Regions from separate parts of the Homo sapiens genome. Here region 1 is linked to region 2. A link is a contact called in ENCODE Hi-C or POLR2A ChIA-PET data. All regions are on one chromosome and are shown on one strand. The core of a region is the stretch at or near the end of the contact, and the rest is flanking DNA. Distances in the headings are between cores, read along the strand shown. Region 1 holds the start of TIGD4 (tigger transposable element derived 4). Region 2 holds the start of ARHGAP10 (Rho GTPase activating protein 10).

Region 1 (7,270 bases), core at 1,484-3,983, 5.0 Mb before region 2:
TGGACCACAAACAGCTATCCCTAAGAAGAAACCTCAAAACCACAAATCAGGAAATAAAGTGGGCAGCCTCATTTCCTTCTGTAAGTCTAGGAAGGAATTTAGAAACACTAATGTTTTAAAGGAGAGATTTCAATATCAAACTAGAAGAATCCCTGCATTCTCCTTTCCTTGGTCCCAAAGCAAACAATTTACAGTTTGGGAAAACACACACACACACACACACACACACACACACACACCCCTACCTGTTTTCACTAACTTCAACAAGACACTGCCTAAGTGGTGGTTTTAATCTATCAAGAAGCTATATATCTCCTTTGCACAGTTTGGGAAAGCACACACACATACACACCTGTTTTCACTAACTTCAACAAGATACTGCCTAAGTGGAAAACACACACACACATACACACACAAAACCTGTTTTCACTAACTTCAACAAGACACTGCCTAAGTGGTGGTTTTAATCTATCAAGAGGCTGTATATCTCCTTTGAGAATTTGATAAAAACAATGGACACTTTCCCCAGGGGGGAAAAAAATTCACTCAAACAAAACTGCATATAATTTCAGGGGTGGGAATGAGGAAGACCCCTGAAAGTTGTTGACCCTTAGGCCATGAACCCCAAGTCATCATCCAGGATTAAGGCAAATCATAATCCAAGGAAAACCAGTTTATCAATTTGGAAAGAAACTAAAGTAACTGAGGCAGGGATTTAATCCACAAAATACATTAGAAATCTTTTCTCTTTTCTCAGATAAAAGTGTGTTAGACTTGGTAGTTGGGAGAAGACGTGGGTCATGCTAAGCAAGGAAAACAAAACAAAAAACACCACAGGACAAACGAAAGAAAAGCAGAATTAAGGCAGCAGTAAAATATAGTAATCTGTAGCCGCTCTGAGAGAACAGCAATGAAATGGCCAATTCGGCCGGGCGCGGTGGCTCACGCCTGTAATCCCAACACTTTGGGAGGCCGAGGAGGGAGGATCATTTGAGGTCAGGAGTTTGAGACCAGCCTGGCCAACACGGTGAAACCCCGTCTCTACTAAAAATACAAAAATTAGCTAGGCGGTAGTGGCGCCTACCTGTAAACCCAGCTACTCAGAAGGCTGAGACAGGAGAAAAGCTTGAGCCTGGGAGGTGGACGTTGCGGTGAGCCGAGATCGTGCCAATGCACTCCAGCCTGGGCGACAGAGTGAGACTCTGTCTCAAAAAAAAAAAAAAAAAAAGAAAAAAGAAAAGGCCAATTCCTGAAGCCTTAACAGACGGCTGACTTAAGGTAACCATTTCTGGTGCACATTTCTATGCCAATTAAGTTAATTAAATGGCAAACATGAACACACCCTTACAGGTGAAAGTATGAAAGCAAAAGTTTATGCGAAGTTCTGGATCTCTTCCGGCTTTTCCTTATCAAATAATAATGTAGTTAGATGAATTTTATACTTTAGGAGAAAACAGGGTAGGGGCGGGGGACAGAAATCCTAAGAGTGGCCAAAGGATCTGCAGGAAGTATAAAGTGTAAACTTTTTGAAATCAAAGGGCTCAAGAGGAAGGTAAGAACAAAACAAAGGAAGTAATAACAAAATAAAGTAAAAGGGAAAAACGTCTAGCATCTAAAAACTGTTTTTAAAAAATTATTTCCTTTTCCTAGACACGTAAACAGTAGTAACTTGGCAAACAGGAACGGAGCAGAAGACAATCGAACAACTCCCTTTCCAAAACTCCAGCATTCCTTAGTCAGGCTTGGGACATTTCACAGGCAAGACTCCTCTCTGCACCACTGCCAGATGAATCTCTCAGAGGGACTGTCACTATCTCCCTTCCTCCCACTGCGGGAGAGAGGAAGCTGGGGATGCAGGGAGAAGAGGGGAGAAATGAGGGTTGGACAGCAAGCCTGAAGGTGGCCCACTCCGACACTTTGTCAAGAAAGGTCCGGATTCTGGATCCTGCAACTCCTTTTCCCACCCAATGTATGCAAAGCCAAGAGAGTGCCTCCCTGCAAGGGCCGGTCCTACACCTTCACTCGACTGTTTCGGGGGCACACTCAGAGGGACAGAAGGAATGAAGGACAGAAGAAACCAAAGGCATAACACTTGGGCAGATACGGCACAGACTAAGGAGAGGCGTGCCCTGTGAAAGTTCGGAACGGTGAACCCGTAGGCAACGTGCCCGCCCCACCAGCCACCTCAAACCATCTTTCCCCCGCCTTTTCCCAGGCGAGCCAGCTCCGCCCTCACCTTTCTTAGGGTAACTCGGTAGCTTCTAAGTCGAGGCTTATCCTTTCCGCCGCTCTCTGGAATCGCCTCAACCCTGGCAAAAACTGAGCGGAAACGCGACCCGGACCTTTTCCTTCTTCCCCTTCCCCCACGCACCTCGGCTGCTCGGGGGCGGGGAGCAACTGCAGCTGTCACAAATTCACACTGACCAACCGCCGAGGACAGTCGGACCGGCGACCTCTCAACCCAGCCTCCAGAACCAGAACCAAGAGCAGCGAAGCCGGAAGTGAGGAGACCGGAAGTAGCGTTGTCCCTGGCCCTGGACGGCCTCTCTCTCCCTCAATCCGGCCTTGCCCGGCCACGTCTCGGTGGTGTCAGCGCACCTCCCACGAGGATCCCTCCGCCCTTCTCCGGGAGGCGGGCTACGCCCCTCCCTCTGCTGCCCTAGCAACCACATCCGGGACTCCGGCGGTGTCGTTGCCCGGGTAATTTTCTGGCAGCGACCTAATGCGCGCGGGGCCAGAGGCACCGGCTAGAGCTGGGAGCTTGCGGAAGGGCGCCCCTGCCTGGTCTTGAGAGGTCGAAGGTCTCCAGGAGGCCTCCGCCTCCCTCTTTTTCATTCACACACCCTAGCCTCACACGTTAGGAGGACCCCCCCAACAGACCGTGAGCTGGTGCCGGGAGGGTGGAGGTAGATGTACCTCACCTCCACGCTACCACAGAAGAGCGAAAGCTGCTTTCTCAGCCACCGGAGAGCACGAAGAAGGTTATTCCAGTCCCGGGGGGAAGGTGGGGGTGGTAGGGAGAATGCGAAGATAAGGCAGCAGACGGAATGCGGGCGCTGCCTCGCGCTGCCCCCGTGCCTGGGGAGCCCTCTCCCTTCAGAAAGGCTAGACCCCCGGGCCCGGCATCCCTGAGCTCTTACTTGCTCTGGATTTGTGATCGCTTTTTGCTTTTTGCTCGCTCTCTCACAGTAGATTCCTTGATACTTTTCTTTCCGGCTCCTCTTTCTTTTTCCGGATGACCGAGCTCTGCTTTCTTTGCTTGCCCCATTACTTCTTAAATAGATCATTGTTCTGTCACGGAAACTGCTGAACAATTCGCTCTCTCAGAGCCCTTCGTAGTTTCCTAAACGGGGCCCCAACCTGCACTACTCTCCCCATCCCCAGAGCTCAGTGGTGCGAAAGCGTGGCTCCCCCGTGGCGCTAGATAGACCTGAAGTTCATTTACACACTGTACCATACAGTTGGTCCATCACAGAATATCCCTTCGAACTGCTGGACTGCTTTTCCTTTGACAGCTTTGAATGCTCATTTTTACTCCCATTTCACTTGTAGAAATGCGAAGGGTAACTGTGCACACGGCGAGATTTACCCTTCTTTAGACCGTACTTCTCAGCTGCCTTTACTTGTCACAGTAGCTGACAAGATATTTTTAATGACTAATGCCCAAAGGCAGAGCTCTACCTCTACAGATTTCCAGGGAGTTTCAGTGTAGTGAAATATCCCTGGCAGGTATCTTCCCCAGATCTGTGAATAGTAAACACCTATGGCACCATAAATGTTTCCAATGTATAACAATATTGATTGAGCTCTCTAGGATACCACCTCTTAAAAAAATAGTACTGAAATTCCAAAACATAAATCTCTTATCTTAAGTGGTTCTGTCTTAAACAAAAGAAAGGAGCAAATATATATGCCAACCCACTCAAACTGTAACTTCAATTGTTATAGCTTACTGTGGATTTTTCTGTACAAAGCCATCTTGTTGGTTTGGAGACCATTAGTCTTCTCAATTATAAGAAAATAATCCCAATCTAAATTAATTACTGCTGTAATTGTGTAGGAACTGAGCAACTACAGAACTTGCAGCTAAGTACAAGTGTTGTTCCTAGGGTTTCAGAAGGGTGACTTGGAGGAAGTGTACGGTAGGACTCAGCGGTGCTTGAATGATGTGGACAATGAATACTAAATTGTTTTTGCTGGCTGTTATCTTAAAGATTCCTGCTAGCTGTCTCTTGAGTTTGGAGATGCTTAGCTTGACTAAAGTTAGTCTAACTATTAGACTGTCAGACTCTGAAGTGTTTCTTATTTTGGAAAGGTGAAGACTTGCTTTAGTTTGTTCATAGTTTCCTTGGCAGCTGCTGATGGTTTTGATGGAGATTCAGATGGATTTGGAACTAATGCTAACTTCTGCTTGGTGAAGATGCTAACCAAGTTAGATACTCTTCAGTGAATTCTGGTACTGTGTACGATTAATCCTCATCCACAGTATTACGCTGTGCAAGGCTATATATACACAGGATTAATCTTTCCATGATTTCCACTGCCCTGAAGGAAATTAGAATGTAGTCTGGCTCCAAGAAAACACTAGAAACTACTTCAGCTGGTGATGGAAAATAGTGGAATTCTATACATCCTTTGAGACAATGGAAGCAGCAAACCAGCGTTCTTTGGATTGGGGAATATTTTTGGTACTAACTGAAAAACATCATTTTAAGCCTGGCCCTGCTTAGAGGAGACTTGTTTTCTCTTCCCTCTCTCCCTCTCTTCCTTTTTTCCCTCCTTCCTCTTTTTCTTTCCTCCTTTCCTTCTTGTCTCCCTCCCTTCTCCTTCCTTCCTTCTTCCTCTTTTTCTTTCCTCCTTCCCTCCCTCCCTCCCTTCCTTCCTTTTTTCCTTTCTCCCCTCCTTCCTTCCTTTTTTTCTTCCTTCCTTCCTCCCTCCCTCCCTTCTTTTCTTCCTTTCTTCCTTTGCCCTAAAACTTGGGGGACCCTGCCTGCTCATTTTGTTTAGAATAGAAGATTACTACTTTTCTCTGAATTGTCATTTATTTTTAGAGAGGTAAGAAAAAAGGGAATAGCTGCCTTCCATATATACTTATGACATGGAGATTATCTACTCATTTAACTTTGCACTGCTATTGGCTGTTTATTTGGCTTTTGAAAAATCAGGTGCTATTTATTCATTGGGCTTGTGGGGAACTCTAGTAGCCCTGAATGGCATTTGTGGCATACTCAATGAAGTCTAATTCTTTATCCTGGCATTAAAGGCTTACCAAGATCTGGCCTCAATCTTGCAAATGAGCACTCTCTTATATACCTGAAGGAAAAGTGCTAATTTAGCCAACTAATAGAGATAGGTATAAATACCAATATAGACATAGATATGAAACTTTAGTTGCAAAGAAATGTTTAATATGCTTCAAAGTGCATATTTCCCTCTTCCATGCTTTATTGTCTATTCTTATCAGCAGAAATGTTTTCCTATTTTTCCTTACCTGTGATGTACCTATCCATCCTTTACAGTTGAGTTCAGATGCTACTTCTGTCATGAACCCATTATTTATCCTCCCTGTGAGAATTCATTTTTCCCTGTTTTTGGATCTTACAGCCTTTGATTTGAGCCCCCATTTCAGTCTGCTTTATACTACTGTCTTGCATGTTTTCCCATGATAAATAAGATGGTTTTTGGGAAACTGAACTTTGGACTTACTTGATTCTCTTATAACACCAGGAAATTGGCCAATTCTAGTTGAGTTATGGAAATATGTTGTCTGCTGCATACCAGGCAAGTTCAAGAATACCAGCAACTCCTGCTACTTAGGGTAATGGTACAAGTAGGATTAAGTGGATATAGTTGCTATCTATCTGTAGAAGACAATGAGTGAGTGCTGTCTTAAGTTTGGAAAGTAGTTGATTCTCTGCAGAGGGGTATAAACTACTGATGAAAGGAGAGTGACTCATTACTCCTAGAGATTCTGAATGGGAAGAATGCCAGCTTTATGTTTTCTGATACTGATTTTTTTTTTAATAACTTGGTGCAAAAGTAGAACATTATTCTAAGATGACTGTTGTGGAAGAAAAAAAAGGTAGAACATTAGAGTTGTAAAAATGTTTTTAACTATAAAGAGGAAAAAACTGAACTTATTTATAATTCATTTACCTAGAGAGAACATTCAACATTTTGGTCAATGTATTTTTTTTCTTTATATCTATGTAGATATATATTTCTTCATTTATTTAACAAATTGCTACTGACACCCTATGGTTTGCTGGAAGTGAGCTGTGTAGGAATAACCATGAGCCTCTGCTCTGATGTAATTTTTAGTGTATGTTGTATTTGTTGACATATAATTTTATATTTTGCTTTTTTCACTTAATGTATCATGGAATTTTTTCATATCATTAAATATTCTCTTTGTGTGGCACAATAGTATTTCAGCATGTAGATATTTTGTAATTTATTGAATGAATCCTTTTTGTTGCATATTTTCAATTTTGTCTGTAATTATATAGCAATGCAGGGAATAGTCCCGTGTAGCAGGTGGAATTCTAAGATGAACTCCAGTGACACTTACCTTGTATAATTCCCTCTCCCTGTGAACATGATGGGATATTACTTCCATGATTATGTTATGTTACTTGCAAGGGAATTTTGGAGATATAATTAAGGTTGCTAATCAATTGACTCTGAATTAATCAAAAGGGCAATATTCTAGGTAGACCTAACCTAATCAAGTGAGCACTTTAAGAACAGAGAGTTTTCTCCTGCTTGTGGCAGTAGAGGAAGTCAGAGAGATTCAAAGTGTGAAAGAGACTCTACAGGAGGAATGTTCTCCATTGCTGAAATGACAATTTCCCACAGACAAGGACCTGAGGGAAGCCTCTAGAAGCTGAGAGTAGTCCCTGCCAACAGCCAACCAAAAAAACTAGGGACCATAGTCCTACAACAGCAAGGAACTGAATTCTGCAAACAATCTGATTGCGCCTGGAAGCAAATTCTTCCCCAGAGCCTCCAGATAAGAGCCCAGCTTCTGACCAACATCTTGATTTCTACCTTGTGAGACCCTAAACAGAGGACCCAGTTGAGCCCACCTGGACTTAAGATCTACAGAACTGTGAGATAATAAATGGGTGTTGTTTTAAGGCATTGAGTTTGTGGTAATTTGTTGCATTAGCAGTAGAAAACTAATACATTTGTAAGAAATTATTTTTACATCTATAATTATTCTTTTGGGATAAAATCCTTGATATAGGCCGGGCATGGTGGCTCACAC
Region 2 (6,804 bases), core at 185-2,684:
GAGAATCTAGGTGAGTGATGAAGGCCCTAAGAACCCAGCCCCTCAAGGCTGGATACTGCCCAAGTCCCTGTCTGCTGTATGGACAGGTCTTTTAAAGGGGGAAAGGGGACATTCACCGCCATCCTCCGAAGGGGTTATGGATCCAAGGGATGGTCAGGCTGCCCAGCTCCTCACTGGGGCTAATTCCGCCCCATTTTCCAGTAGCATCACTAACTCAGTATTTCTGCATGAATTTTGGCCCCTTCTCTCCTAGAAAGACTCTCCTCAACTACACTAAAATACAGTTATCTCTCCTGTATCTCGTGTCTTCTTCCGAGTTTAAGAGACAGAAGTTCAGGGGAGGAAGGCACCAAGCCTAACCGGGGTGGAATTCCCTATTTGCAAGCAGTGCCCGCCTAGGCTAGAGGGCAGGCTGTCCGCTCACCCTTCCAAACCCCAATCTTTGAACCCTCCTCAGCACGGCAGGGGAGGAATGTGCGGAAGCAGCATAAAGCCAGGTGGACTTTCTGGTTTGGCACGTGAAGGACCTGGAACAGGACTGTCGGGGAAGATCAGACAATGAGAGGGAAAAGGTGAAGCTTAAGGGGACTCTGGAAAACTCAACACTCCCGCAGGGTTTCAAAGAATCCCCAAGAAATTTCTTTTGAGAAGTCACAAAACAAAACTAGGCAAACAGATGCCTCGGTTTTGTAAGAGATTGTGAGTAGCTTTAGGCAGCAATGAAACCTGACTCCGGGCCAGGAGTGCCTAGGGTCGGTCCAGCGGAGCGCGCATTCAGCGAGGGGTGTTCGGCCGGGGCCAGGCGGGGCCCAGGCGGGGCCCGCTGGCAGCTGGTTCCCGCCGCCGCAGAGCCGCAGGGGCGGGAATGGGGACTCGCCGCGCTGCCTCGAGGAGGAATGATTCCAGGGACCCCCCGGGGTTCCGAGAGAGCTGGGCTGGTCCGGAATGAATTCCCCGTTCCTCTGGCTGCTGGCCCCGGACACAAGACCCTCCGTCTCCTGCCGAGAGAGGCTCCCCCAGCCGCCTCGCCACGCCGCAGCCCGTCCGCGCCCGCGTCCCCGCTTACTTTTCGTCGCAGCGATGAGGTTCTTCCCGTCCTTAATGAGCTCTTTGATGAACTTGTTGGTCCTCTCGAGTTCCGCTTCGTGAGCGCGGATCCTCTCCCGGAACCACGGGCTGTCGAGGTAGCAGTCGCTGAACTCCAGGGGCTGCAGCCCCATGACGGCAGCGGTCGCTGCGCGGTGCGCACGGCCGCGCGCTCCTGCCCGAGCCGAGCTCCGAGGCCGCTGCCAGGTGCGGCGCCGCGCGTTCAGGGAGCACAGAGGAGCTAGCAGGCCCGGGCGCGCGGCGAGCGCGGCACGGACATGTCCCGTAGAGCCGAGTCCTGCGGCGCGGAGGAGCTGCCACCGAGACCAGCGCTAGCTGCGGCGCCCCAATCCCGGCAGCCCCCGCCGAGCTCTGAGCGCCCGCGGCCCCGCCCCGCCCGGCCCCCGCGCGGCAGACACTCCCCGAGGCGCCACCCGGCCGGGCCCGCGCTCCCGCTCGTCCCCTTCTCTTTCCTCCGCCTTCCTTCTTCCTCCCTTCCCTTCCCTGGACGCCTCTTCCTTCTCTTCCCCACGCGCAGCTGCCCCTCCTCTTCCTTCCGAGGCGTCCTGGGGCTAGAATTTCGCCCCGCGGCTCCCCTCCACCCTGGGCGCTCTCCCCTCCCCTTTGCTTGGGCTCCCGGGGCCGGGGTGACTCACAGTCGGCTCCCCGCTGCACGGAACCCGACCGGGACCGAGAAGGAGCGTCTTAATTGCAGTCGTTAGTCCCCGCAGGCGGGCGACATAACTCTGAAGTGGCTGCCTTGCAGGAGATGATTAACTCATTTATCTCATTTATCCTGGGACGCCCCCAACCCCGAGCTGGGAACGAACTCGCACAGGGGGCTCTTTTCCTTATCCCGGTTCCTTTCCCAGTTTAAAGTGAGATGCGTGGTAAATCTCCGCTTGAGATCGAAGCCTTACAATGGCAAGAGCGTTTTCTTGGTGGCCCAGCAGCTCCTATTACACTTCTCTGCGTATCCGCACTAAATAACTTAGTTGAAGAGAGAGGGCTGGCTAAACCACAGAAAAGTTGTTTCTGTTGTGTTCAGCACATTAAATTTGCTGGGGTAGGTGAAGACGATCTTTATTATTCTAAAAATAACTACCGGAAAACATGCCAGGTAACGTGTGGTTTTCACCGCGTGGGGGTGACGATCAATGAGAATTTATGTCAGTGCCCTCAAAAAGCCTATTTTGTGTGTTATGAAACAACTCCAGTGTGTCCCAAAAAAAGTTAGGCATTTTAAAGTATTAAAATGTATACCTTAGGCCGGACGTGGTGGCTCACGCCTGTAATCCCAACACTTTGGGAGACGGAGGCGGGTAGATCACCTGAGGTCAGGAGTTGGAGACCAGCTGGCTAACATGGTGAAACCCCGTCTCTACTTAAAATACAAAAAGTACCCGGGTGCGGTGGCACGTGCCTGTAGTCCCAGCTGAGGCAGGAGAATCGCTTGAACCCAGGAGGCGGAGGTTGCAGTGAGTCGTGATGGTGCCACTGCACTCCAGCCTGGGCGACAGAGCGAGACAATGTCTCAAAAAAAAAAAAAAGTATTTCTTAAAAAAAAACACTAATAGTTCATTAGAGTAACGTTTCATAATCGCAATTTATTAAGCAATTATTATGTGCCGGGCACCCACTAGGAACTCCATACATCTACAAACTCGCGATATAGACTTACATGATATGATGGTAATATTAACGAGAAACTTCAAAGTAATTCCTCAAGACGTTCAGACTCTCAGCTGGGTAATTAAGAATCTGTTTGGACAGCATGTTGTAGGAGGGTAACCCTCCCGAACAAGTTAAATAAGCCTCCTACTCAATAAGCCCTTTTGTTACAAAACAGCACCAGGAGTGCCTAACCCACAGATAAACATTATTACTCTAATGTCCATCCTCCAGAGAGTTCAAAGTGTTTTACAAATAACTTTTAGGCGGTGAAAGCTTCAGTTCCTACTAAAACCAGCAGGAGACTGGAGTCTACAGAAAAGAGAATAAAAGAGGCAAATAAAGGGGAAGAAAGACAAGAAGAGAGGGGGTGTAAACAAAAATGAGGGCCTAGCGAAACAGCCAAGCACTGACCACACTCAATCCTCAGAGCAGAAACCCAAACCTTTTCTCATAGAGGGGCTGCTGAGACTTCTTCAATATTGAACATGGAGGTTACCGTGTGACCCAGCAAGTCCACGCTTAGATATATACCCAAAAGAAATGAAAATATATGTCCACGCAAATATTTACACACAAATATTCATAGCAGCATTATTCGTAATAGCCAAAAAGTAGAATCAACCAAAATGTCCTTTGTCAGCTGTGTAATGGATGCACAAAATGTTTGTCCATAAAATGAAATATTAATCTACAATAAAAAGGAATGAAGTACTGACACGTGCTACGGCACAATAACGGTGAAAACGTTATACTAAGTAAAAGAACCTAGCTGCAAAAGGCCAATACTATCTACTTATATTAAATGTCCAAAACAGGTAAATCTATAGAGGCAGAAAGATTAGTGGTTGCTAGAGACTGGGGGATAGAGTGGAGGGTATATGTAGTCAGGAGTTTATTTTCAGGGTGATGAAAATTATTAATATTTTTATTTTTCATAGAGATAGGGTCTCACTATGTTGCCCAGGCTTTTCTCAAACTCCTTAGTTCAAATGATGCTCCCACCTTGGTCTCCCAAATTGCTGGAGTTATGGGAGTGAGCCGCCGAGCCTGGCCGAAAACAATTTAAATTTACATTTTGGTAATGGTTGCACAATTCTGAATATACTCAAAATCACTTAATTGTATGTGATAAATGGGTGGATTTCTTTTGGTCTGTGAAATATATCTCAATAAAAAATTTTTTTTAAGATGAACTACTCTAGAACTGCTTCTCCTTTACCACATTAGACTTCAAGCCGTAAAAACTCTGGTTTATTCAGTGTGCCCAGTTCTTTAGATATTTGGAGAAAAAAAAAAGTTGTTTAAAACAATGTCAAAACATCATAAAAAATATTACTTATCACTTCACACACATGTACACCCAGTGTTAAAGAGCTAGTGAATATGAATCTTAATTCATTACCAAATAGGTCCACAATAATTACCATGAGTGGAGGGGCCTGATTAATTTTGTTTTATTCAGCTATGCCTATGCAGTGTCTGGTATACAAGTGATCAGTAAATGTGGAATGAATAAGTATAACTAACTGAAGAGAAATCTCTGTACAGTGGACAGTGGAAAGATAGATATTTAGTAGTTCCAGCTCCAGCTTTACTACTTAACAGTTGTGCAACCTTAGCAAAGGTAATTTTCTGTAAACCTCAGACTTACCATCAGTGAAATGGAGATGATGACATTGCAGCTGCAGGTTGCTTGAGAAGATTTAATGAAATTGTGTTTGTAAAGTGCCTGCTGAAAATTATGATAATAATGAGACTCAAGGAAGAAGGAAGTGTGGAGGATGGGCTGAAGAGAGGGATGAGGGAGAGGAGGAGACAGATTACATTCCATCAATGTGGGAAAGATTTTCGGGGCAGGAGAGCCCTTAAATCATGGTTTTAAACCATGTAAGACAGAACTCAAGAAAAGTGGCCACAAAAGCAGATGCTACTGAGTTTCCAGGTTTCATCTTAATTAATCAATTATTCCCACAAATATTTACTGATCATTTATATGTATTAGGCACCGTATTAGGTGCTCATGATGCAGCAGCACACAAAACAGTCCTCACCGTGCTTTTGGTCTCTGGGGGAGACTGGCCTCATCCCAAAAAAAAAGAAAAAGAAAAATCACACACATATATATCCAATTGAAAATTGAAGCACCATGCAGTTAAAGTGAAGGGTGTGTGAGAGATTATAATTGGAACACCTGATGGAGATTGGGGCTGGGTCAAGGAAGGCCTCATTGAGGAAGTGATATGAAAATGATAATTTAATCAATGACCAGGAATATCAGTAGGAGTTAACTGTTAAATAGGGGTAGGAACAGAGTAGTACAGACATGGGACCAGCTTGTGCAGGCCCCTGAGATGGCACACTCAAGAGATGAACAGGTCGGTGGCTGAAGCCCAGTGAGAGAGACTGGCTCACAACTATGCCAGGTGGTGGAGGATAGGCAGGGTCAGATGGTGCAGAGCCTCTAAGTCTTATTTAGGATTTGGGACTGTATCCCAACACTGTTGGGAGCCTTTAAAGAGTTTTATGCATGTAGTAAAATGATCCGGATTGTGTTTTCTCTCTAGCTGCTGTGTGGAGAATGGAAATCCAGACAGAAGGTGGTTGGAGTTGTCTGGGCAAGAAATGGAATAGCTCAATCCTCCAAGGTGACCCTCCAAGGAAACAGCGAGAAATAGACAGAAATGAAGTATATTTTAGAAGGAGATTCTGGGACTTGACAATAGCCTGGATATTGGAAATGAGGAAGAAGGGGTCAGCGGTGGCCCCCAGGCTTGTGGCATGGTAAGTTAGGTGGATGGATATGCCACTTACTGAAAGGATAACATGAGGTAAGAAGCTGTCATGGCAGTGTTGGTGATGACTGGGTTGGAAGGATGCGTTTCAGTATAAACTCATGAAATGTTTGAGATGCCTGGGAGACATTCAAGTACTTAAGTCATGTAGGCACTGACACCCAAATGGCATTTTTATGCTTTACTCAGTGCTTGGATTAGTTAGGGATTTGAATCAATGCAAGCTGGTCAAGTTTCAGTCTACATGAAATAGAGGTTAACAGATAGGAAACCTTCCCTTGATGTAGGTTCTGCTGCATACCATACTGTAGTTTTTGTGTTGTGATGACTCACAAAGTACCTACCTGTAAAGTTAAATATGGGTCTACTGAATCCTTGGATATGTTTCAGGTTGTGAGTCAGAATTAGGTTCAGACACATTATAACAGAAAATCCAAAATCACTGGTTTTTAAACCATAAGGGGTTTAGATTTCCCTCTCTCTCATAAAAAGGAGTCCATGATTCCAGAGTCCCCAAGGAAGCACTGGCTTCCATCCTCAATGTCACCTCATGGTACAAGATGGCTCCTAGAGGTCCTTCTGGGAGGAAAGAAGGGAAAGGATAGAAGGGCCCCTGTCCTCACTGAATCAGCTTCTTTTCTCAGCATTCCTGTGCATCTCACACAACATTTTATTTTTTATCTCATTGACCAGATCTTAATCAAATGGCCACACCTCACTGCAAGGGAAGATGAAAAATGTGGTCTTTTTCCCGGGTACATAAGTGAAATGTGAATTTTCCTACAAAGAGAAAAGGGATAGTAGATTTTGAGCAGGAACCTAGCAGTCTCTGCTGCAGGCTGACACCTTTGTGAGTGAGGTATATAAATTACAGCTATGCCAAAAACTAAATTATGTAAATAGAAGAAATTTAAAATAATTATTTGGGTCTCTTGCAGACTGTGTAAAGCTGCTTTCTCTCACAAGTATTAAAAACAAAACACAAAAAGAAACAAAAATGCCAAAATAGCTTAATTATTGAAACACATCACTGAAAACCTCCACAGCGAGGTAGTTGAAGCTTCTGAAGCAGTTATCAGCACTCCAGCTCCATTTCTCTATGATTCTCTTGGCTCTGCTTGCCTTCTAGGAATTGACTTCAGCCTCCAGAAAGCTTCCTTCATGAGAACCAAATAGCATCAACATTTCCAGACTCACCTACAGGTGAGACAATACCCCTTCCTGAGCTAGAAAGTTGCTCCCTTATCACAAC

Evidence for each region. Hi-C counts contacts between places; a loop is a spot of excess contacts on that map. ChIA-PET counts read pairs that join two places held with the same protein, here RNA polymerase II (POLR2A). Pooled maps may share reads with other maps.
Region 1: a map of CD8-positive, alpha-beta T cell shows a loop between it and region 2 (13-fold over the local background). The contact joins the promoter of TIGD4 here to the promoter of ARHGAP10 in region 2. A Hi-C loop is called at or near these places in 1 of 168 maps with a recorded cell type or tissue (CD8-positive, alpha-beta T cell) and 2 of 50 pooled maps. POLR2A ChIA-PET finds 5 or more read pairs at or near these places in 1 of 52 experiments (activated T-cell).

What each region holds. Positions count from the first base shown.
Region 1 is chr4:152,775,193-152,782,462 of GRCh38, reverse strand. It overlaps TIGD4 (tigger transposable element derived 4), which reads left to right and starts at 2,733. Exons shown (of 2, transcript NM_145720.4): 1 at 2,733-2,981. It overlaps ARFIP1 (ARF interacting protein 1), which reads right to left and starts at 2,509. Exons shown (of 9, transcript NM_001025595.3): 1 at 2,237-2,509. RefSeq lists enhancers at 2,232-2,281, 2,472-2,631, 3,082-3,291.
Region 2 is chr4:147,726,718-147,733,521 of GRCh38, reverse strand. It overlaps ARHGAP10 (Rho GTPase activating protein 10), which reads right to left and starts at 1,434. Exons shown (of 23, transcript NM_024605.4): 1 at 1,067-1,434. The coding sequence starts at 1,220. RefSeq lists enhancers at 648-717, 38-930, 931-1,823 and silencers at 828-907, 1,218-1,737.